Linked DNA regions of Homo sapiens: region 2 is linked to region 1. A link is a loop called in an ENCODE intact Hi-C map of the cell type or tissue named here. Cell type or tissue: PC-3. All regions are shown on one strand. Links, peaks and the distances in the headings refer to the core of each region. The heading gives the core; the rest is flanking DNA.

Region 1 (8,628 bases), core at 185-8,184:
CTGACAGCACAGCCTATTTCTAAATACTACTAGTTTGTGAGGCAGAGACACCCTCTGAAGGAACCAGACAGACTATGGAGGGGTACAGTGTGAAGTCACTGGAAAACTTCCTCACCCTATTTCTTTGGATGACTGTCCTGAGTTAAGGAAGGGGCCCAACTGTTGGCAGCCTCACAGCTTGGGCTGGGGGCCTTTGAGTTGGGTCCCTGGAGAAGGCACTGTAAGCCCTGACCAGGAGCGACAGGGCCCCCAGTGAGATGGTGGAAGGGCAAAAGTAGAGACCTGCGATGGTGGGATGGGGAGGCCTCGGACTTGGGTGGGCTCCTTTCTCTTAAGCGAGGGCCCACCTTGGTGCTGAGGGGACTAGCTGAGCTCCATTGAGTCTGTGCTGGGGGCTGAAGCGGAATCCTTCTGGATGCTTTCAAAGAGGGCAGCAAGTTCAGGGTTGGATCTGATTTGGGAAGAGAAGTCGGCCATGATGGGGCTTTTCCCCACCTCGGGGATGGTCAGCAGGGCAGCCACTGCCCTCATTGCAGAGCGCTTCAGTTCATCTTGCTTTTCAAACTCCTGCTTCACAGAACCAGCTTTGACCTAAAGTAGGAAACAGCAGAAGCAGCCATCCTTTATTGAGCCTGGCCCACACCACTGCCTCCTCACTGGTCTTTGGCTTCCTCTCTGCCCCATCATCTTCCCCAACATAAATCCCTGCTGCGAGGTCTCCTGAGGCTTCTGTCTCACCAGCTATTTCCTAACTCCACCTCTGGGCTTTTGCACTGGCTAGTTTCCCCACAGAGGTTCTTTGCCATTCAAATCAGCTTGAGTACAGCCTGAGGGGCCTCTGAGCAGCCAATCTGAAGTGCTCGCTTTTTGTTAATTGACAGTGGCAAGTACTGTGTTCCCATACTTACCTCCTACAGACTGCAGGGATCCAGCCTATATTTGCTGTGCTTAAAACCAGCTCTTAGCACCATATGACTAGACTGAATGAATGGATCACTGCGATGGTCTTCTAGCAGCCTCCTCCCCATACTCAAGTCCCTGCCCCGCAATCAGTTTTGCAGATGCAGCCGGAGTGTAAGCACCCCAAACTACCTCCTGCAGTTTCTGTTTCCTCTTCCCCCACCATCTCCTACCTAGGCAGAGGAGCTCAGTAATTCCTCCACTGCTTATGGACTAAAGTTCAAGTTCCTTATTATGCTGGGCTCTTCCTAAAGAATTCAATGCAGTGGGTAACAGCTTGGCATTGGAGTTGCAGAGTCCTGTGTTCAAATGGCTCTGCCCCCAAGAGCTGTGACTTCAGGTAACTACATCTTTGAGCCTCATTTCCCCATCTATAAGTAAGAGCTGCCTCGTCGTAAGAGTTGCCAAGAGGATTAAACGACACAAGTCCACACTCCCTTCTCTGAAACCCCTGGAGCCAGATGTGCTTTGGAATCCAAGACATTTTGGGTTTTAGAAAGGTAATACTGTGCAGATAACATTCCCGAGGGGTTTTGTACAATACCCTGTAATCAAATACATGAATACTCTACTACATGTATGAGTAATGTGAGTAGTACAGGTGTCCCTCAGTATCCATGGGAGTTTGGTTCCAGGATCCCAGGGGATGCCAAAATCCTCAGATGATCAAGTCCCTTATATAAAAGTGGTACATTGGTAAGAATTAAAGATCATAGCCTCATGCCACTTCAAGTCAAGTTGTGTGACAAACAGGTTCCTAAAAAGCTTTTGGTTGTCAGAGCTTGGTAGATTTCAGGGTCATGGGTAAGGACTGTGGGTGTGGATTTACCCATGCTCATCCCAATGCCCAACAGACAGCATCCTCCGCGTGGCCAGATGAGTGGCTCTTGTGGAAACTCAGGGCAGAGCTTCTCTTGCCACCTCGGCTTTACTGCAAGAATGTTCTGGCACTGCAGTGCCATATATACCTCCCTCTTAAGAACTGGGACTTTTCTTGGTGCCATAGAGCTCAGAGAAAACCAGAAATGAGAGACTGTCAAAACTGGCCTGGCCCTGTAGAAGTGTTTTTTTGGATGGACTCAATAATAAGCATATGTTAAAAATGTAAACTTACAAGGCAGGTTTCTATGAATAAACTACCAATTTTAGTGTTTTATCCACAGAAGATTTCATTTTTGAAAATCACCACTTTATGGGTATCTCTCCTCTTTAAGTGCCAACCTAAAACACTGCTCTCCTTTTGGTAATGATTCCCATCCTTAAAAAACCCAAATGTATTCTTTCATTCAACAGGTATTTACTAGGTACCACGTAGGTGCGCCAGGCTCTGCTCCCAACGCCAGCTTTCCATGAGGGCTTGCACCCCACATCCCTCCTCCAGACCCTTCAGGCACTCCAGTCTAGCAGCAGCTTTGTCCTAGACCAGTCATCTGACCCAGCTTCCCAACAAGGAGGTGAGAGATTGACAGTAGGGAACCTATCAGGCTCAATGTTACATCTTTAGTATCTCCCACGAGGCTCAGCACCCAGGAAGTGTTTAATGAATGGAAGGAGAGACAGAGGTGGGTCTGAATCCAGCTCTGCAATTTACTAGCTGTGTAGCCTTGGCCAATAACAACTTCTCAAAGCCTCTGTTCCCCTGTGTATACAATGATAATAAGAGGTACTTTATAGGGCAATGACAATGATTAAATGAAGCACTTTCACAACATCACCTGCACTGCAGGAAGTGCTCAGTAAGGGTAACTGAACGACTGGCCGAGGACTCCATAGGTGCTCCAGGGCCTGGGCTAGGGCTGGGCCAGGGACTTACCTTGGCAGTGCAGGTGGCCCTTAGTGGCTCAATGAGTCGGTCCACCCTCTGCAGGACAGGTGCAGGACACAGGGTGGCCAGCCGGGCAACCATGATGAAGGTCAGCATCTGCCCAGAGGAAGGAGATGGTTCTTAGTGAAATGGTGCAGGAGCAAGAGCAGCAGCCAGCCCTGGGAAAGAGCAGAGGCCCCACAACTGAAACCTGAAGCCCAAGTTCAGACCACCGTGAAGTCCTGCCAGAGTCTCTCCCTCTCTGGGTCTGTTTCCTCAAATGGTGACACTTTCTTTGCCAACTACACTTGGATGACCCAAGGAGGATCAGAAAAGCACCAGGGAGGGAGTCGTTCTCAAGCTCAGATGCCCACCAGTCAGGCAGATGCTGGGGATGAGTGAAGGGGGCTGCTGGGGCAGCTCTGGCTGAGTGTGGCCAGGTGGGAGTGCAAACATGTAGCTTGGGGCCACTGGATTGTTTTCAAAAGAAATCCCAATTTTCATGTAAAAAAAAAGTCTCGATTTTTAAATGTTGACACCTGATTTCAAAACCAAACAAAAACTTTTAACAACAACTAAACATGGCTGCAGGCCTAGATTCAGCCTGTAGGGGAATAATTGTCCTGTCTTTTGAAAATAGTCAAGTCCTCACAAAGAAGCCTTGCACACCATAAAGACTGGTTGTCTGAAATCCCCACGCCCTACCCATCTCCACACCCTGACCCCTAAGCCCCACAGCAAAGGAGGAGGCCCAGCCCACGGCAGCAAGGAGCAGCGGTGCTGGACTTCAGGAGCTATGACTCTTGGCTACTCCATGACCCTGTGCCCTAGAACTAGACAAGATTCCGTCTCCCCTGTGAACTGGGCGGTGTTCACTCCCTCTCTAAAGGCTCACTTGAAGACTTGATGACGCAAAGCTGTGGGCTCTATAGCTGTAACACCCACCCTCCTCACCCCAGGGGGTGGCAGCAGAGTGGACTCCAAGGCTGCACTGGTGCCTAGGCCCTGTCCTGCGCTCCTGGAGGGCAGGCATGAGAGGATATGGCCAGACTGGATGGAAGAAACAGACTTGCTCGATCCTGGAGAAAAATCCCCACAAGGTGGAGCTTTGGGCTGGCCCAGAACTCCTCACTCTGTGTCCTGGGGTCAGTAGCCCCACAAGATGCCTAATACCAGGCACACCCAGATGATGGAAGCTGAGTACACCCCTCCCGTCTGGAGCCTCCCGGAACCCTGTGGTGGAAAGTCCTGTTCAGCTTTGTGCGCCCCATCATTTTCCACTAGTTTGCATGGCATACACTGGAAAACCCAACCCCCTTTCTCAACCAAGATCTTGGGGCTGGAATCCCAGAGAACTTATGTTGTTTCTTCTTTTCTCTTTCTTGGGGGTTGGCAGGAAGCAAGAGTTTAAAGCAATAATAAAGCCGAGGGGGAGACAGGCAGACAGGAAGTGCAGGAAGGAGCGTCCCAGGAACTCCAAGTCTGGAGTGGTCAGAGGCACGCCCGCTGCAGGAGGTGCAGCCTCACCACGCGCATCGGATGCTTTAGCAGGAACATGCACTCCACCCTAGAAGCCCACCGATCACACCGTGGGTCACAGTAATGCACCAGGGTGTTCACAGCAGCATTGTCTGTAATTGTGAAAATGTGCAAATAACATACATGTGTAGCAGTGAGTGCAACAGAAATGGGAACTCCTGCAGCTGTTGACAGGACTGATATATATTGAAAAGCAAAGCAAACAACATACAGTAAATGTAAGTTAAAAGGCTGGGGAAAAAAACAGCATGTGTGTGATCCCATTTCTAGAAAACAGGTCTCATAAACTCATCTCCACAGCTTTGAGAACAGGGACCCCACCTCTCACATTGACCTTGGCGTGTTGGCACTCACTTAATACTGGCTGACTAATGAATGAGGGTCTATGTGCATCATCCCAAGAAACACACTGAGACAGCAGGCCTCTCTGGGTGTGGAGAAGCTTTTGGGTGATTATTACTTGCTTCTTTATTTGCTTTCATCTTGTGTAAATCTTTTAAAACAAGTATGGGTTACTTTTGATTACTTTGTATTAATTTTTCCTTATAAAAAGTGACTCACGCTTACAGTACATATTTTTTAAAGTTGTAATATGGGGCCGGGCGTGGTGGCTCATGCCTGTAATCCCAACACTTTGGGAGGCCGAGGTGGGTGGGTCACCTGAGGTCAGGAGTTCAAGACCAGCCTAGCCAACATGGCGAAACCCTGTCTCTACTAAAACATATAAAAATTAGCCGAGCGTGGTGGTGCACATCTGTAATCCCAGCTACTCAAGAGGCCGAGGCAGGAGAATCACTTGAACCCGGGAGGCGGAGGTTGCAGTGAGCCAAGATTGCACCAATGCACTCCAGCCTGGGCCATAAAGTGAGACTCCATCTCAAACAAATAAATAAAAACTTAAAAATAAAGTTGTAGTATAGCAGTTCCTTAAGACATTAAACACAGAATTGCCGTATGATCCAGCAATTTCACTTCTGGGTAAAGTGAAGAGAACTGAAGGCAGGATTCCAAAGGATATCGGAACACCTAGGTTCACAGTCGCATTACTCATAATAGCCAGAAGCTGGGAACACCCAAATATTTGTCCAGCGATGGATGAATGGGTAAACAAACTGGTGGTCTGTACATACAACACTGGGAAATTCTGACATGCTGCAACATGGATGAACCTTGAGGACATCAGACTAAGTGAAACAAGTTGGTCACAAAAGGACAAATACTGTATGATTCCACTTACAAGGGCAGAAACCTAGAGTAGTCAAATTCATAGAGTGTTGAATGGGTGCAGTTTTCAGTTTGGGAAGGAGAAAAGAGTTCTGAGATGGACAGTGGTGACGGCTGCACCGCAATGTGAATGTGCTTACTGCCACTGTGCTGTGCACTTTAAAATAGTGAAGATGGAGCCTGGCGCAGTGGCTCACACCTGTAATCCCAGCACTTTGGGAGGCCAGGGCAGGCAGATTACTTGAGGTCAGGAGTTCGAGACCAGCCTGGCCAATATGGTGAAACCCCGTCTCTACTAAAAATACAAAAAAAATTTAGCTGAGTGTGGTGGTGGGCACCTGTAGTCCCAGCTACTTGGGAGGCTGAGGCAGGAGAATCGCTTGAACCTGGGAGGCAGAGGTTGCAGTCAGCTGAGATCAAGCCACTGCACTCCAGCCTGAGTGACAGTGCAAGACCCTGTCTCAAAAAAAAAAAAAAAAAAACACTTCACCTGCAGATAGTAAGTTACTGAAGATAGTAACTTGTATTATTAATATTTCGCCACAATTAAATGATTTCTATCATATATGTGAATAAACTTTAACATTTAAAAAAATGATATAGAAAGATATAAATTGAAGAAACCGACGTCTCCACCAGCCCCAGACTCACTCTGTCTGTTAAGAAAATGGTCCTAACTTCTGGAACTAGCTCTTGCCACTCAACATTGGGGCTTGGAGCTCTTTCAGGTCACAACACGAAGAGATGCAGCTCGCTCCTCAATGCTGCTAGTATTCCACAGCTGAAAGTGCCCTGCAGGGTCAAAAATTTCGTCTGGGAATTTTTTTTTTTTTTTTGAGACAGGGTCTCGCTTTGTCGTCCAGGTTGGAGTGCAGTGGTGTGATCATGTTTCACTGCAGCCTCAACCTCCTGGGCTCAAGCCATCCTCCTGCCTCAGCCTCCCAAAGTGCTGGGATTACAGGCATAAGCCACCACACCTGGACAATTTTTTTTTTCTGGTTGCTGTGAAACCATCCTCCAAAGAGCCTGCCCAGTGTAGACTCCCACCAAAGGTGTTTGAGACACAGGTTCCTTTTCTTATCAGAAAACAACAATGCAGCTATTTTCATTGGGTGCCTGGAGTAGGGAGCAAGGACAAACAAGCATGGCCCCAATGGTGCCCGACTATCCCTTGGTACAGGGGCACATAGATCTGGCAGGGGGCTTGGTCTTACCCGGATGTCGTAGTGGTCCTTCAGCCCGTCCTCCACATGGTTCAGGAACTCACAGATATCCAGCTGGCCCAGGCAGCTCTCAAGCAGTGAATACATGCATTCAAAGGCCGCCTTCCGCACGTCCAGCCCATCGTCCACTGTATGTTTAAAGGGCCCCATCTCCACCTGCAGGAGGGATGAAGGTTGGTGATATGGCCCCAGGGTGTAAGGACACCTCTTCTAGCTTCTGCTACAAACCCCACATCTCTATTCCACAATCCATGCCAGCCCCAAATCGTGCCTTATACTCTCAAGTCTCCATGCCTTTGCTCAGCCTGCAGTGTCATTTCCCCCAAGTGATAACAGTGGCAATAAGAACAATTATTCTTATAATCTACTGAGCAGGCACTGTCTGAGTGGCAGGCACTGTGCTGACTGCTTGACTGATGACGTTTCATTCAAGCATCACAAATGCCATCAGAAGTAAATGTTACTGGCCAGGCACAGTGGTTCACGCCTATAATCCCAGCACTTTGGGAGGCCAAGGCGGGCGGATCATGAAGTCAGGAGATTGAGGCCATCCTGGCTAACATGGCGAAACTTCACCTCTACTAAAAATACAAAAAAATTAGCCGGGCATGGTGGCACGTGCCTGTAGTCCCAGCTACTTGGGTGGCTGAGGCAGGAGAATTGCTTGAACCAGGGAGGTGGAGGTTGCAGTGAGCTGAGATCGCGCCACTGCACTCCAGCCTGGGTGACAGAGCGAGACTCCATCTCAAAAAAAAAAAAAAAAAAGTAAATGTTACTGATCCCATTTAATGACAGATGAGGAAACTGAGTTGGGCAGGTTAATTAACTGAGCTGGACAGGTTAAGGATACACTGCTTGTAAGTGGCTGAACTGGAATTTAAAACCCAGGTAGGTTGGGCATGATGGCTGTCCTCCCAGCACTTTGAGAGGCCGAGGCAGGAGGAATTTGAGACGTCTGGGCAACATGGCAAAACCGCATCTCTACAAAAAAATACAAAATATTAGCTAGGTGTGGTGGTACACGCCTGTAGTCCCAGCTACTCAGGAGGCTGAGGTGGGAGGATCGCTTGAGCCCAGGAGGTCGAGGCTGCAGTGAGCTGTGATTGTGCCACTGCACTCCAGCCTAGGTGACACAGCAAGATCCTGTCTCAAAAAAAAACAACAAAAAAGACACCCAGGTCTTTCTGAAGCTTTCAACCATGAAGCCCTGTTTTAATGGTAAACACCTTTTCACCCTTCAAAGCCCAGCTTAAAGGGCCTCAATGCTGCTAGTATTCCACAGCTCAAACTTACTAAATCACCTTTAACCTCTGCCCCCGAATCCTTCCTTTACCAGGTGGGCTCTAAGTGAAACGCAGCTGCTCCTTGGTGTATGATGGGATTACATCACAATAGGTCCATTGTAAGTTGGCTTCCAGAAGCAATCCCATCATAAGGTGAGGAGCCTGCTGAACGCTACTGCTTTTGCACCATTGTAAAGTTGAACCATTGTAAGGCGGGGGCTGTCTGTAATCAGCAGAGTTGGCATCTCTGTCCTTTAGGGGGCCACGATGAACTCCTTGGTGGCAGAAACCCAGTCAGGCCCAACTCTGAGTCCTGGCACTTGGGCGCAGTGCAGATGTTCAGTGAACACCTGTCAAACATCAACATTTACTGAGCGCTGGCTGTGTGCCTGCGGTGGTTCTGAACACTTACAGGACCTCACTCACCAAATTGTTGCAGCAACCCTATGACGCAGACACAATTAGCACCCTCATGTGCTCACGAGGAGAAACTGAGGCTCAGAGAGGATCAGGTTGCCCTGGCTGGGGTCCCACAGCTCGGAGTCAGGGCAGGACTTGACCCAGGCCATGTGGCCCCGGCACCTGCTCTGATGAG
Region 2 (16,996 bases), core at 4,455-12,454, 120 kb after region 1:
CTCACATCTGTAATCCCAGCACTTTGGGGGGCCGAGGCAGGTGGATCGCTTGAGCTCAGGAGTTTGAGACCACCCAGGGCAACATGATGAAACCCCGTCTTTACTAACAATACAAAAAAATTTACCGGGTGTGGTGGTGCACACCTCTAGTCCCAGCTACTTGGGAGGCTGAGGCAGGAGAATCGCTTGAGCCCCAGAGGCAAAGATCGCAGTGAGTCGAGATCACGCCACTGCACTCCAGCTTGGGCTACAGAGTGCGGCTCCATCTCAAGAAAAAAAAAACAACTGAGATCCATGAGGTGACTTGCCTAAGGACACACAGAGAGCCATTCCTTGCACTGCTTCATTTGCACAAAGTTGATCCTCTGGCTCTCAACAGCCTCATGCTGCTTTGCTCCATATGGAAAGGGATATTTTAGTTTTGGGTGGCAACTTTTTTTCCTCTTTCTTTTTCCATTACAATTCTGGAAAAATTAAATGAGGAAACATCCTGGCATATAGTTTAGGAAATACAGTTTGTCTGAAAGCTGCCAGGAATAAAAACTAACACTTTCTCCACTGAGTTTTATCTCCCACTTTTTTTTTTTTTTTTTTTTTTTTTTTTTGAGACAGGGTCTCGCTGTGTCTCCCAGGCTGGAGTGCAGTGGTACGATCACAGCTCACTGCAGCCTTGACCTTCTGGGCTCAAGTGATCCTCCCACCTCAGCCTCCCAAGTAGCTGAGACTACAGGTATGTGCCATCATGCCTGGCTAATTTTTTTGTATGTTTTGTAGAAATGGGGTTTTGCTTTGTTGCCCAGGCTGGTCTCTAACTCCTGGGCTCAAACGATCCTCCCACCTCAGCCTTCCAAAGTGCTGAGATTACAGTCATAAGCCACTGTGCCCAGCATTATCTCCCACTTTTAATAAATTAGGCAGAATTGGCCCCTTTTGATCTGAAAATTAGACTTGTTAATAACATTTCTAACAAAAAACATGATGGAGTTTTATGGACATGTAGCAATTTAGTCATCTCTTTTTCAGTTTCCTAAATTAACTCTAATTACAATTATTGGCTGGGTAGCTTAGTGATTAAGTAAAAAGCTTGTGAGTCAAACAGATTTGACAAAAAAAAGTTTTACAATAAATATTTGTAAAACTCTCTAAACTTCAGTTTCTTTGTCTGTAAAATGCAGCTGAAACTACTTCTTCATTGAATTCTCTAGAAGATCTCAAAGATTCAGGGGTCGTGGTCACCATCTACCCCCCATTTAATTCACTAAACTGACTCCTGCAAGAATTGAATGGATCCTGGAGGATGATGGAGGACTACTGCAAACTCAGCCAAATAGTAATTGTGATATGGTTTGGCTGTGTCCCCACCCAAATCTCATTTTGAACTGTAGCTCCCATAATTCCCATGTGTTGTGGCAGGGACCTGGTGGGAGATTATTGAATCATGGGGGCGGTTCCCCCCATATTGTGCTCGTGGTAGTGAATAAGCCTCATGAAATCTGATGGTTTTATGAGGGGTTTTCCCTTTCACTTGACTCTCATTCTCTCTTGTCTGTCGCCATGTAAGATGTGACTTTTACCTTCCGCCATGATTGTGAGGCTTCCCCAGCCACATAGAACTGTGAGTAAAATCTTTTTTTCTTTATAAATTACCAAGTCTTAGGTATGTCTTTATCAGCAGCATGAAAACGGACTAATACAAGCCCCAACTGAAGTTGCTGTGTGGAGATGGTGTCTTCCTAGATCTGATTAACATTGCTTCAAGTCTGTGGTGTCCAACCATTGATTTGGCTTTCCCATCCCTAACAAGAAAAAGGACCAAAAATAGCTCAATATATGTGGGGACAGACAACAATATACATTTACAGTCTACCTCAAGGCTATGTTAAGTCTTGCCGTCTGTCATAACATGGTGTAAAGGGACTGGGCCATCTGGGCATCCTGCAAAACATCATATTGATCCAGTCTATGGGCGAGATAGTGTTAATAGGACTGGATGAACAGGACATGGCTCCAGAGAGTTGGAGATAAACCCTATAAGAATTCAATCCTGGCCAGACATGGTGGCTCACGCCTGTAATCCCAGCACTTTGGGAGGCTGAGGCAGGCGGATCACAAGGGCAGGAGATCGAGACCATCCTGGCTAACACAGTGAAACCCCGTCTCTACTAAAAAAATACAAAAAATCAGCCGGGCATGGTGGCGTGCACCTGTAGTCCCAGCTACTCGGGAGGCTGAGGCAGGAGAATGGTGTGAACCCGGGAGGCGGAGCTCACAGTAAGCTGAGATCGCGCCACTGCACTCTAGCCTGGTCGACAGAGCGAGACTCCATCTCAAAAAAAAAAAAAAGAAAAAAAAAGAATTTAATCCTAAGCAAATTAACACAGGAGCAGAAAATCAAATACCACATGTTCTTATAAGTGGGAGCTAAACATCAGGGGCTGATGGGAATAAAGACAGCAACACTAGACACTGGGGACTACTAGAGCGGGGAGGAGAGGAGAGGGGCAAGGATTGAAAAACTGTCGGATACTATGCTCAGTACCTGGGTGACTGGATCATTTGTATCCCAAATCTCAGCATCACAGCATCACGCAATGTATCCAGGTAACAAACCTGTACATGTACCCCTTGAATCTAAAAGTTGGAAAAAATAGCAAATAAACTAGGAAAAAAAAAAAGAATTAGAAGGACTCCAGAAGTTTAAGAGGCTCACCACATCATGAGGTTTTTAGGGATTCAATGGTCTGGGGCCTGCTAGGACATCCTCTCCAAGGCAAAGGACAAGTAATTACACCTTGTTCCTCCTTAAGAAGATAGCAACACTCTGCTGGGCGCAGTGGCTCATGCCTGTAATCCCAGCACTCTGGGAGGCCAAGGTGGGTGGATCACCTGAGGTTAGGAGTTCAAGACCAGCCTGGCCATCATGAAACCCCGTCTCTACTAAAAATACAAAAAATAAATTAAAAAATTTAAAAAAAATAAGCTGGGCCTGGTGGTGCACGCCTGTAATCCCAGCTACTCAGGAAGCTGAGGCAAGAGAATCACTTGAACCCGGGAGGCGGAGGTTGCAGTGAGCCGAGATCATGCCATTGCACTCCAGCCTGGGCTACAAGAGTGAAACTCCGTCTCAAAAAAAAAAAAAAAAAGAAGAAGACAGCAACACTTTGTAGACTTCTGCAGCATATTTTACTTTATTTATTTATTTATTTTTGAAATGGTGTTTCACTCTTTTTGCCCAGGCTGGAGTACAATGACGTGATCTCGGCTCACTGCAACCTCCGCCTCCCAGGTTCAAGTGATTCTCCTGCCTCAGCCTCCTGAGTGGCTGGGACTACAGGCACTTGCCACCACACCCAGATAATTTTGTATTTTTAGTAGAGATAGGGTTTCACCACATTTGCCAGGCTGTTCTCAAACTCCTGACCTCAGGTGATCCACCTGCCTCGGCCTCCCAAAGCACTGATATTACAGGTGTGAGCCACCGTGCCCGGCCTGTGGCGTATTTTATACTTTGGAATACTGCTCCAACCCATTTTCTTAGGAACATGGAAGGCTGACAACTTTGAACAGATCTCAAGGCAGAAAAGAGCTCTCTGGCACAGTCAGGCTGTAGTACAAGCAGCTCAGCCTCTGGGGCCACATAACCTGGAAGAACCTGGGCTATTAGAGGTATCTGTGGTGGGAAGAGATGCCATATATTTATGGCAAGCCCCAATGAGAGAATCACCACGTAGATCCCTCAAGTTCCAGAGCAAAGCCATTCAGTCTGCAGCAGAGAATTATTGCCATTTGACAAATTACCTGTGGGTGGCCCTCGTAGAGATAGAGGGCTTGACCATTGGACATTAAGTGACCCTTGCAGCCAGAACTGTCCATCCCAAGCTGGGATCTGTCAGAGCTACCAAATGACAAGGTCAGATGGGCTTGACAGCAATCCATAGTAAGGTGGAACATCTGGGATCAGGCACAAGCAGGGCCAGAGAGCACGAGTAAGCTGCACAAGATCCCCATGGTGGCCAAGACCCCCATGTCATCCCCCAGTGTGACACCTGCATGCCTCCTTCGGCTCACCCTGGCAGCTGCTTTTGGGCTCCCTTATGACCAGCCAGCAAACAGGAAAAAGGCCAAGCTTGATCCACAGGTGGGTGCATTCAGCATGGCAGTGCAAGTTGAAAACAGAGAACAACTGCACTGCAGCCTCACTCAGCAGGGACCCTTAAAGACACTAATGAGAAGGAATCTTCCCAACAGGCCGAACTTTGGGCAGTGCACATGCTCAACCACTTCGTGGCCAAGAGAAATAACCTGAGGTAAGTTACAGACATATGGGCAGTGGCAAAATTAGGAAGGATAAATATAGGAAGATTAGAGACAAGGAGGTCTGGGACACAGGGATGTGTGGACCCATGGGAACTGGCACAAAGTGTGAAAATCTTTGCATCTTATGCTCCTGTCCCCCAGACAGCATCTACCGTGGAGAAGTTACCATGTAACAAAATAGGCAGAGAGACTCAGTCCATTCAGCAGTCAGCCTCTGTCACTGGCCACCCCAGTTCTGGCACAATGGGTTTACAAATGGAGAAGCTATGTGGCGGGGTTAGAGGTTCTGCATTCACTAAGAATGCTCTAGCTACTGTCACTGTTGAATGTCCAATCTTCCAGCAACAAAGATTAACATAGAGCCCTCTTCATCCTTCATGTGATGTATGAGAAAAAATAATTAAAAAAAAAAAAACCTCAACATGACAACCATCCTTCAAGGAGCCCCATCAGCCCCTTGGTGGCAAGCTAGTTACATCAGACCTCTTCTACCTGGAAGGGGAAGCAATTCATGTTGACTGCAACTGACACATCTTTTGGGTGTGTGTTACATTTCCTGGCTACAACGCCTCGGCCGATCTAAGGACTTGCAAAGCACTGATCCACTAACATTTGGTCTCAGATAATATCACATTAGACCAAGAGTCTCAGATAACTCCCATTAGACCAAGAGACAGCAAAGGTGGTACAGCCTTGCTTATGACTGTGACATCCACTGGACTTACCACATACCACCTTGCCCAGAAGCAGCTGGCCTCAATGACCCTGGAGGACTTTGGTGCTGTTGCCTACATCCAAACAGTCAAACTGGGCCCCAGAGGAACAATAGACTGGGTCTTTCCCAGCCCCAAACTGGAAATATCATTTCACGTCTCCCTGTAGACCTGTAAAAGGCAGGCACTTGAGCTCTTAATTCTTTCCCATTTGAGTCCTTTCTCTCTTCCACACCTGCAATAAGTTCTGCCTGAAAGCTATTTTTGTACCACAGCACTCCCTGGAGTATGGTTCACCCAGTGCTGCTTCCCACAGGAGTCGCTGATCTGCCTTGAGGCTTTCTTGGTCAGTGCCTGGCAAGGCTCCAGCCCCACTGGACCAAAGATTCTGTCATCCCTTCCCCTTCCCAACTCTGAGCAGATCCACGCCAGCTTTCTAGAGTCATGGGCAAGGAATTCTGGCAGAAGGCAGACTAACGTTCAACTTCTATTCTTCTCCCAGGTGCATTTTTAACTCTTTTCTATCCAACAGTGTCTGGAAAATTCTATCTCCAAAAGACATGATCAGCAGAATGCAGATGAATGTCTCCTCTCAGTAACAATCACCTTCCTATTGTCTCCTAGCTGGATTTGGCTTTCCCTAGAGGTTGCAGTGATGTCATGTTGGAGGGGACTACAGCACTTAGGCCACCCTAGAGTGGGCTGTAAGGCCCCTACGGCTCTGGATGCCTTGACTTGTTCTCTGCTAAGACCGTGTTCTCATGGGCAGCAAGCGGGATTGCAGGTGAGGGAAATAGTCAGGAGCCTGAAAACCTTCCTTTCTCCCTCCCAAGACCCTTCCTTTAACTGCTTTGTGGCTGCTGCTGTGATTTGAGTTGATAGATTAAAGAATTTCTATATTAAAGATGTTTGGCAAGTCTAAAAATTTAAAAAGCACTTTAGTGGCCGGGTGCAGTGGCTCACACCTGTAATCCCAGCACTTTGGGAGACCAAGGCAGGCAGATCACTCGAGCCCAGGAGTTCAAGACCAGCCTGGGCAACATGGTGAAACCCCGTCTCTACTAAAAATACAAAAAGCTACTACAGGTGAAGTAACACACACCTGTGGTCCCACCTACTTGGGAGGCTGAGGCACAGGAATCATTTGAACCTGGGAGGCAGAGGTTGCAGTGAGCCAAGATCATGCCACTGCACTCCAGCAAGAGTGAGACTCTGTCGCCCCCAAAAAATTAATAAAATAAAATAAAATAAATAAAAAGCACTTTAGTTAGAAAAAAAGAAATGCAGCCAAGGCATCAATCTGGAAATGACACTGCAAGGATACAGCACCATCCCCCAGGATGCAGTATTCACCCTGAATCAACAGCCATTTATGAGTTGTTGATTAAGAGCTCAAGTGCCTGCTCTTTGCAGGCCTGTAGAGAGACATCAGATGGTATTTCCAGGTTGGGGCTGGGGCTGTCTTGTCGAAGTAGAATAAATGGATCTGGGAATCCGGGGGTGGAAGTATGAGTGGCTGCTCTCACTGTACTCCCAGTGAGCTGCTGGGAGAAATCAGTCCTTTCATCTGTACAGCTCTAGGCTCTATAGGTCTAGAAGTCCTCATTCCCAGCAGGAGGATGCTTCCCCCAGGAGGCCAATAAAATTTGTCTTATCAAACCAGCTGCCACCTGGTCACTTCAGGCTCCTTACACCAACAGACCAGCAGGCAAAAAAAGGAGTCATGTTCTTGGCAGGTTAAATGATCACCAGGAGGAGGCAGGGCTGCTGTTGCACAACAGGATGGGGAGGGACTCATCTAACACTCCAGCAGATCTATTGCGGTGATTCTTGGTTCTTCTCTGACCAACTTTGATGGTTAATAGACAGATGCGGCAACCATGACCTGAGACAAGCATGGTGACCATGGTCTCAAACCTCTCAGGGCCATCTCACTAGGTAAGCCACCTAGACCAGCAGAGACGCTGGCCGAGGGTGAGGGGATCTAGAATGCACAGGAGAGGAGGGAGAAGAAGACTATCAGCTGTGCCCTGAGACCAGCTGCAGCGTGACAGCTGCCATTCATTCCACTAACCTTCTCAAACTTCCCCAGAAAAAGAGATGAAAAAAGAAAAGAAAATGGCCAGGTGTAATGGCTCACACCTGTTATCCTAACACTTTTGGAGGCAAAGATGGGAGGATTACTTGAACTCAGGAGTTTTCAACCAGCCTGGACAATATAGCAAGATCCTGTCTCTATAAAAATTAGCCGGGTATGGTGGTGCACACCTGTAGTCCCAGCTACTTGGGAGGCTGAGGTGGGAGAATCACTTGAGCCCAGGAGGTCGAGGTTGCAGTGAGCCATGGTTGCCACTGCAACTCCAGCCTGGGCAAAAGAGTGAGACCTTATTAGAAAGGAAAAGAAAGGGGAAAGGGAAAAGAAAGAAAAAAGGAGAGAAAGAAAAGAGGGAGAAAGAAAAGAGAGAGAAAAAAGAGAAATAAAAAGAAAGAAAGAAAGGGGAAGAAAAAGAAGGAAAGAAAGAGAAAAAGAGATGAAGCAGAATCCTGGAGAAGCTGTTCTCAGATGGGTTTAGCTTATTTTATGAAGCAGGGGGATCCATGTGGTGCAGGACTGTAGTGGATGCTGTGATGTGTTAGATCTCCCTCTTCAGGACCAAGGCACTCACTCACTTCCCAGGTGGCAGGAGAGCCCTCTAGTGGAAAAGGTTGCAACCACTCTTTGGGTGCAGTTCCAGCCAATGACTGATCAACAGAGGAGTATAAAGGCATGATGCCCTTCTGTCAGTTCAGGACAACTGTGAAGGGCCATCCCAGTTTCAGAGCTCCCAGTGACAGAGGTCTCTGTTACAACTCTAGCACAGTTCATCCTCTCCCTATGGGAAATCCTGATTCCTCACTACCTCATAGGTGCTATTTCTAAGGGCATTCCCCATAAAACCTCTGCATGCCAACACCCTCCTCAGTTTCTCAGGAAACCTGGCTTAACACACTATGCACATCCTCAACCACACTAGTTAATGTCAAACTGTTCCCAAGATGGTTATATCAACTTGCATTCCTACCAACAGCACCTGAGAGTTCCACTTGCTTAATACCCCTGCCAAATTCTAGTATCATTAGGTTTTTTATTTTTAGCCAATTTAGTGGGCGTAAAATGAAAGCTCATTGTGGTTTTAATTCACATTTCTCTGGTGACTATTGAGGTTTGGCCCCTTTTCAAGGGTTTGTTGGCCATCTGGATTCCCTCTTTGGAAATAGCCCCAGCTCTTCTGCTGGCCCCATTTTATGGGCTCACTCATTTCATGCTGCCTAATAAGGGAGTGAGTGCTCACTTTAGTGAGCCCCAGAAAACTGGAATGGCTTTCCTGAAGGCCACCAACCTCGATGGATCCTTTGGTCCTATCTGTCTGTCTGTCTGTCTGTCTATTTATTTTTGAGACAGGGTCTTACCATGTTGCTGGTCTCGAACTCCTGGGCTCCAGTGATCCCCCTGCCTCAGCCTCCCAAAGTGTTGGGATTACAGGTGTGAGCCACTGCACCTGGCCCTCAGTTCTCTTCTGACTTGACCTCTGAGCAGTGTAAGATGTCATTGACTGCTCTCTTCTATCATCCTCTTTTCATGTCTTCCCTGACATTGCACAATCCTCATTTTTTATCCTACCTCTCTGGTTGTCCCTTCTCTGTCTCCTTTGCAGGCTTGACTGTTAAATGCTTGGGTTCCTCAGAGCTCAGTCCTTGGCCCTCTTCTTATCTCACCCCGGCCTTTCGCTCTGGGCAACTTCACCCTCAGCTACAGTTCCCAGCTTTGTACGCTGACGGTTCTCACATTCCTCTCCTTTGACACTTCCATGTGAATGTCCCAAAGCCTCTCAACCTCTATATATCCAGAATAGAAATCAAGCCTTTCCCCCCAAAACATGGTTGTTGTCTAGCCATCCCTGTTTCAGCAAAGGTCTCACAATCCTTCCAATTCCGAATGTCACAAACCCAGGAATCCCTGTCTCTTACCCCATATCTAAGCCTTCAGGACCAGTGTTAGTTATCTTCAGTTCACCCCTCCAGATCCACTCCTCACCCTTCTCCATTCCACTCTCTGCTTCTGGAGGATGATTATAAGCACACTTTTCCTGGGCTTCTTGTTCTTTAATTTCTGATTGGATTTGGCCAATGGCATTTTAGCTGTTTACTGCTGTATAACAAACTATCCCAAAACTGAGTGGCTTTAAAATATCACCATTGACTGGGCACGGTTGCTCACACCTGTAATCTCAGCACTTGGGGAGGCCAAGGTGGGTGGATCACTTGAGGTCAGTAGTTCAAAACCAGCTTGGCCAACATGGTGAAACCCTGTCTCTACTAAAAATACAAAAATCAGGCCAGGTGCAGTGGCTCACACATGTAATCCTAGCACTTTGGGAGGCCAAGGCAGGCGGATCACGAGGTCAGGAGATCGAGACCATCCTGGCTAACACGTTGAAACCCCGTCTGTACTAAAAATACAAAAAATTAGCCAGGCGTGGCAGCGGGCACCTGTAGTCCCAGCTACAGGGGAGGCTGAGGCAGGAGAATGGTGTGAGCCCGGGTGGCAGAGATTGCAGTGAGCCGAGATTGAGCCACTGCACTCCAGTCTGGGCGACAGAGCAAGACTCTGTCTCAAAAAAAAAAAAAAAAAAAAAAAATTACAGGTGGCAGGCACCTGTAACCCAAGCTACTTGGGAGGCTGAGGCAGGAGAATTGCTTAAACCCAGGAGGCAGAGCTTTCAGTGAGCCAAGATCACACCACTGCTCTCCAGCCTGGATGAAAGAGTGAGACTCTGTCTCAAATCAAACAAACAACAACAACAACAACAAAAAACCACACACACTAAAAAATATACCACCATTGTATTCTCTTCTCATGACTCTGTGGGTTGACTCAGGTAATCTGAGGTCAGTTCTGCTCTACACGATATCATCCAGGGACTCAACTCTGCTAGAACATCCAAGATGGCATTCTCATGTCTGGCAGGTTGGTGGGGTGGCTAGAGGTGTGAACTCAGCCAGACCAGAAAGGCTGCACCTGTCTTTTTCCAGGTGGTTTCAGGGCTTCTCCCCTACCCAAGGCCTTTCCATGTGGTCTTATGAGCACAAGGTAAACAGGCTTCTTATATGGTCGCTCAGGGTCTTCCAAACAGCAAAGGCTGACACTAGCAGGCCACCTTAATTCTTAGGTCCAGAGCTGGCATGGCATCCATCACATCTGCTGCCTTCTGTTGGTTAAAGTAGGTCACAGAACCAGCCCAGATATGATGTGGGAGTGGACTGCACAAAGGCATGCACATAGGGAGGCATGAGTCATTGGGCCATCTTTGGAGACCAGTCACCATAGTCTACTACCTGGTCCCCAAAGCCTCTCTCACATGCAAAATGAACTTCCCTTTACCTCCCGTAACTCCCAGAGTCTCACCCCAATTCAGCCTCAGGCCTAGGCTTGAAGTCAAGTTACTCATCAACTAAATCTCAGCCAGTTGTTGCTGAGGCCTTTGGGTGTGGTTCCTCCTGCTCTGAAGACCTGTGAACTAAAGAGACAACAAGTTCTCTCCCCCTATAGACCCAACGTAGAATGGCAAAACAGGAACTCAGGCGCCACAATACACGCTCCCATTCAAAAACACGAGACCTAGGGTAGTCACAGGTCCGTGGCCATTCTGAAATTCCACGGGATACAATCCTCCCTGCTCCAAGGGTAGAAAACATTGATGAAAGCCCCGGGTCAGCTTCCTGGGAATGGTCCTCTTAGGCTCTTGGCTCCACCCTCTGAATCATCCTTCTTTTCCATAAGGTATGACCATGTTTGCTGGCTTCCTGCACTTAGGGAGCTGGGGCCACAAAGGCTACCTTTTGTTTTAAAATGACTCTGTTCCACCGGGCATGGTGGCTCACGCCTGTAATCCCAGCACTTTGGGAGGCCGAGGTAGGCGGATCATGAGGTCAGGAGTTTGAGACCAGCCTGACCAATATGGCGAAACCCCCATCTTTACTAAAAATACAAAAATTAGCCAGGCTTGATGGCATGCACCTGTAGTCCCAGCTATGCGGGAGGCTGAGGCAGAAGAATTGCTTGAACCTGGAAAGTGGAGGTTGCAGTGAGCAGAGATCCTGCTACTGCACTCCAGCCTGGGCAAGAGAGTGAGACTCTATCTCAAAAGAAAAAAAAAAGTCTCCATTCCTTTCAGTCAAGCAAGTACAATTAAAAATGTTGTGTTTCCTGTGTATCTGATTACAATCCACTGCATTAGACAAAAGCCACCCTTAGTTTCTTTCGGAGACAAGCCTTTTCTGCTTTGGACCCTGCATCTACTGCTGAGGAACAATGCCCTAAAGATTCTTAGAGGCCTTTTTATCTAGCTGAGAGGATCCACCTGGCAAATGCTTAAATCTTTCTGAAATATCAACAAAAGGGTCTTATAGCTGTGTCACTGATTTGGTCTTGACCCGGAGGCCACGTTTTACTAGAAGTTCCCTGGATTTGATCTTTAGCACCAGGTTTCTCCCCTACCTCCACATTTTTTTAACTTTTTTTTTTGAAACAGGATCTCACTCTGTCCCTGCCAGGCTGGAGTGAAATGGTGCAACTGAGGGCTCTCTGTAACCTCAAACTCCTGGCCTCAGGCGATCCTTCCACCTAGGCCTCTCAAACTGCTAGGATTACAGGCATGAGCCATCACATCTGGTCATCCCTTCAGGTTTTTGTTTTCTGGGAGAATTTTTACTGGGCTGTTAAGGTTAGGAACAAGAAACAGTTGTTTTTTCCAATCCAGCAAGTTTCTAGTGGGGCTAGAAACTTTTTCTTTAGGTTCTGCTTGGATCCTGAACAATTCCTTCTTCAATTCATCTGTCTATCCATACCTCCTGCTATGCAGTTAAAATGAACCAGTTGGCCGGGCGCAGTGGCTCACGCCTGTAATCCCAGCACTTTGATAGGCTAAGGTGGGCGGATCACCTGAGGTCACGAGTTCGAGACCAGCCTGACCAACGTGGCAAAACCCCATCTCTACTAAAAATACAAAATTAGCCGGGTGTGGTGGCGCATGCCTGTAATCCCAGCTACTCGGGAGGCTGACGCAGGAGAATTGCTTGAACCAGGGAGGCAGAGGTTGCGGTAAGCTGAGATCGCACCATTGCACTCCAGCCTGGGCAACAAGAGCAAAACTCTGTCTCAAAAAAACAAAAAACAAAAAACACGAACCAGTTGGTGCCATCAACATTCTGCATCAGCCAAATCAGCAAGTTCATGAGGTATGTTTTAGTGCCCACATTATCACAGGGAACAGTTTTACTAAATTATTCTGCCAGTGAATTAGTTGGGTCCCCTTTACTCAGCCTCCAATAACAATTTCCTCATTCAGCTGTCTTCACAGGGTTAACAAGAATTCTGGACAGAAATATAGTTATAATTAAGCATTAATCAGGCTGCACTTTGACCCACTTGAGATAGATAGGATCTCTGACATAAGAATCACAAAGCTTTTATTTAAGAATTGCTTAAGCAAGGTGGGGCGTGGTGGCGCATGCCTGTAATCCCAACTACTCGAGAGGCTGAGGCAGGAGAATTGCTTGAACCTGGGAGGTGGTGGTTACTGCGAGCCGAGATCACGCCATTGCATGCCAGCCTGGGCAACAAGAGCGAAACTCCATCTCAAAAAAAAAAAAAAAAAAAGAATTGCTTAAGCAGCCGGGCGTGGTGGCTCACGCCTATAATCCCAGGACTTTGGGAGGCCGAGGCAGGCAGATCACCTGAGGTCAGGAGTTCAAGACCAGCCTGGCCAACATGGTGAAACCCCATCTCTACTAAAAATACAAAAAATTAGCCTGGCGTGGTGGTGGGCGCCTGTAATCCCAGCTACTCGGGAGGCTGGGGCAGGAGAATCGCGTGAACCCAGGAGGCAGAGGTTGCAGTGAGCCGAGATGGTGCCATTGCACTCCAGCCTGGGTGACAGAGTGAGATTCTGTCTCAAAAAAAAAAAAAAAATTGCTCAAGCAGATCCTGACTTCCAGTGGAACAGCTGACACCAATCAGTTTGAAGACCCCCACGGAGGAACCAGACCAGTATGAAAACAGCTTCTTCATCTCCCTGTCCCATGACTTCTCCCTGCCCTCTTCCACCAATTGACAATCTCCACACTTTGGCCCACTCCAAACCCCTTAGAAACCCTATCCTTAAATTCCTTGGAGAGACAGATTTGAGGTTTCCTCTCATCTCCTCATTAGCCAGCCATGCAACTAAACCTCTTTCTCTGCTGCAACCAAGTGTCTCAGCATATTGATCTGCCCTGTGTCAGGCAAAGGCCCTATTACAGTTACGTTCACAGTCCTTCCATGTTCCAATAACAATCCCCTCGGGGCCTGTCTAGCCTCTGCCCACTGCTCTGTTTCTAAGCCAATGGCACATGTTTTTGGTGTTGATTATTGGAGCCCTCCTACTCTAAATAGCAATTCCTGTTTTTCTTATCCCCAAAGTTCAATGGCTTAAAACAATATCCATGCTTTACCTCTTGAGATTCTGCATTGACCAGGCTCAGCTCCACGTGCCATTGGCAGGAACAGCATTATCCAGGGGCTCACTTGGGCTGGACTGTCCAAAACAGCTCACGCACATGACTGGCACCTTGTTGGGGACAGCTCAAAGGCTGGGCTCAGCTAGGGCACTGGGACATCAGGCCTGTCTCTCGACCTGGCTTCTCCATATGATCTCTTCTGTGATCTCTTCAACAGGGTAGGAAGACCTAGGACAAGTTCTGTAAATGCTCTGTCCCTAGGTGTTCCCGTTCCTCAGCTGTTCCTGTTACCTCAAGAAGTCTCCGACTCTGTATCCTTCTAACAGGACAGACGTCTTAAAGATGGCTTAAAGCCACCATTTACTGACCACTTAGGAACTGCCTGTTCTGTCTGGTGCCAAGCCCTGTGCTAGAGACTTGACATGTATTTTCTTCCTTAGGCCTCAAGGCTAACCCAGTTAGGTAGGTATTGCTCCCTCAATTTATGATGTCCAGTGACTTGCCCAACGTCATAAGCTGGACTGGAATCCAGTTCCATCTGACTCCACAGCCTTTGCCTTCTTCAGTCCACTGCCCATGCAGACCTCCAGGGTCAACTAGTGGGTCCTACCGCAAGGTCACTGTTGGCTGAGGAGCTTATGGACTTTTAGGTGTAACATACAGATGGTAAACTTAAAGTGCGTTTATTTTCCACATACATCTCAGAGATGTTTACATCTTGCAAACCCCTGCAACAACCACTAATACTAAGATTTAGAACACCTCCAGCCCCCTGACAAGCTTGCTCGTGACTCTCTCCCATCCGTATACCTCTGACTTCTACCATCAGCAATTAGTTTTGCAAATTCTTGTCCTGGCCTTAGTGTGAAGAGACAGACCTGGAATCACACAGTTCACCACTAATTCCTAGTCGTGTGACCTTGGCCAAGTTAAGAACTTCTCTGATCCTCAGTGTTTATCTGCAAAATTGGCACAAATAACCCCTACTTCACAGACAGTACATCTTCTGGCACTTGGGTGCTGACCAGGGTGAAAGGCATGGATTCAGTAAAAGTTGGCCCCTTTTCCTTTTTCCTTTCTTCAGCCAATTATTCATGTTCCTGAAAAAAAATGTGCTACTCAGAGCGAAAGACGACTTCAGGAGGAGCATTGGCTCTCCACTTTAGCTACACATCAAAATCACATGGGGGCTGGGCATGGTGGCTCACGCCTGTAATTCCAGCACTTCAGGAGGCTGAGGCCAGCGGATCACTTGAGGCCAGGAGTGTGAGACCAGCCTGGCCAACATGGCAAAACCCAGTCTCTACTAAAAATATAAAAATTAGCTGGGTGTGGTGGTGAGCCTCTGTAATCCCAGCTACTCAGGAAACTGAGGCAGGAGAGTCGCTGGAACCTGGGAGGCAGAGGTTGCGGTGAGCTGAGATTGTGCCACTGCACTCCAGCCTTGGCCACAGAGCGAGACTCTGTCACACACACACACACACACACACACACACACAAAATCACATGGGAAAATTTTTTGATATAACAATGCCCAGTCCCTACCCACAGAGGTTCTGATTTAATTCATCTAGGTTAGTCAGCAGGCATTATTATTTTTCCAAAAGTGTCCAGGTGATTCCAATGTGTAGCCAGTGTTAGAATCACTGTGCTAAGTAAGGAATTGCCTATGTGTTCATTTGAGAAGCTGAAAAGAGGGATATGGTGACCAACCATCCCAGTTTGCCCAGGACTGTGCTAGTTTTAGCAGTGAAAGTCCTGCATCCCACAAAATCCCTTAGTCCTGGGCAAACTGGCACGGTTGGCCACCCATCAGGGAGCTCATATGCCAATGTTTGATATGTGTTACTTAAATTTAGGATTTCCTTTCCATTCAAGTTGAGGTTTAAGTCAAACTACTTTTGAACTTAGGGAATAAACACTAGAAAGCTGCTAGTATACCCAGCTCATCTGGGGCATGTCAGCACAAAGTTTGAAATGCACAGAGAAAGCTATCAGCTCTGCAGTCCCATCACAAAAAGTAGAAGAGACTGAGGTCAGGAGAGAAGGAGTTCATTTGCCACAGGCCTTAACCCTCCCAAGTCTTGACAGCTGGGGTTGCTTTGCCAACTCCCACTCCTGCCGGGCCCTTGGTGGCTTTCCCTGTATCTCCTTGCCTTTCCTTGTCACCAAGGAAGTACTTCTCAAACTTTAATGTGCATGAGAATCATTGCAGGGTCCTATAAAAGGCAGTTTCTGATCCAGCAAGTCGGAGGGCAGCCTGAGATTGTGCTTTATTTTTTTGAGACAGAGTCTCGCTCTGGAGCCCAGGTTGGAGTGCAGTGGCACTATCTCAGCTCACTGCAGCCTCCGCCTCCCGGGTTTAAGCGATTCTCCTACCTCAGCCTCCCGAGTAGCTGGAACTACAGGCACGTGCCATCATGCCAGGCTAATTTTTATGTGTTTAGTAGAGGCAAAGTTTCACCGTGTTGGCCAGGCTGGCATCAAACTCCTGGCCTCAAGTGATCCTCCCATCTTGGCCTCTCAAAGTGTTGGGATTATAGGCGTGAGCCACCACGCCTGGCTGAGATTGCGCATTTCTTTTCTTTTCTTTTTTTTTTCGCGACAGAGTCTCGCTTTGTCGTCCAGGCTGGAGTGCAGTGGCGCTATCTCGGCTCGCTGCAAGCTCTGCCTCCCGGGTTCACGCCGTTCTCCTGCCTCAGCCTCCCGAGTAGCTGGGACAACAGGCGCCCGCCACCACGCCCGGCTAATTTTTTGTATTTTCAGTAGACACGGGGTTTCACCGTGTTAGCCAGGATGGTCTCAATCTCCTGACCTCGTGATCCGCCGGCCTCGGCCGCCCAAAGTGTGGAGATTACAGGCAGGAGCCACCGCGCCTGGCCGAGATAGCACATTTCTAACAAACCCCCAGGTCACTTTGATGCTAACTAAGGTCTAGGGATAATTTTTAGATTATAAGTTTTGGGTGTGAGATGCAACTTCTCTCTTACAACCCATGTGGCTTGGAGGAAATTCTTCTTGCAGACCTTCTGGTTTATCAGCTATAAAATGGGAATAATACCTACTTCACAGGTAATACTCAGGAAATTCCATATAGTTTAGAAAGTGGGTTGTTGGCCGGGCCTGGTGGCTCACACCTGTAATCCCAGCACTTTGGGAGTCCAAGGCGTGCGGATTGCTTAAGGTCAGGAGTTCAAGACCAGCCTGGGCAACATGGTGAAACCATGTCTCTACAAAAAATATTAAAAAAGCTGGGCGCAGTGGCTCACGCCTGTAATCCCAGCACTTTGGGAGGCCAAGGTGGGTGGATCATGAGGTCAGGAGATCGAGACCATCCTGGCTAACACGGTGAAACCCCATCTCTACTAAAAATCCAAAAAATTCTCCGGGCGTGGTGGCGGGCCCCTGTAGTCCCAGCTACTCCGGAG

Evidence for each region. Peaks named below come from ENCODE experiments on the same cell type or tissue, not always from the same donor. Only the 100,000 strongest peaks of a DNase experiment are listed, where the experiment ranks them.
Region 2: a loop joins it to region 1, with 4 times the contacts of the local background. A loop is called at or near these places in 18 of 110 quality-filtered maps.

The regions. Positions count from the first base shown.
Region 1 is chr3:12,825,718-12,834,345 of GRCh38, reverse strand. CAND2 (cullin associated and neddylation dissociated 2 (putative)) reads right to left here. Exons shown (of 15, transcript NM_001162499.2): 13 at 6,742-6,906; 14 at 2,774-2,881; 15 at 1-591. The coding sequence ends at 364. Among named protein-coding and RNA genes, the nearest start is that of SNORA7A, 10 kb to the left of the region's middle. RefSeq lists an enhancer at 3,275-4,223. In PC-3, for the core only: CTCF peaks have their summits at 3,381, 3,587 and 3,863 (motif pointing right); DNase peaks (open chromatin) are centred at 3,905, 4,205, 4,705 and 5,385; H3K4me3 peaks cover 1,782 bases; H3K27ac peaks cover 3,349 bases.
Region 2 is chr3:12,697,383-12,714,378 of GRCh38, reverse strand. No RefSeq gene overlaps it. Among named protein-coding and RNA genes, the nearest start is that of RAF1, 42 kb to the right of the region's middle. In PC-3, for the core only: CTCF peaks have their summits at 5,308 and 7,716 (motif pointing left); DNase peaks (open chromatin) are centred at 5,388, 6,768 and 7,718.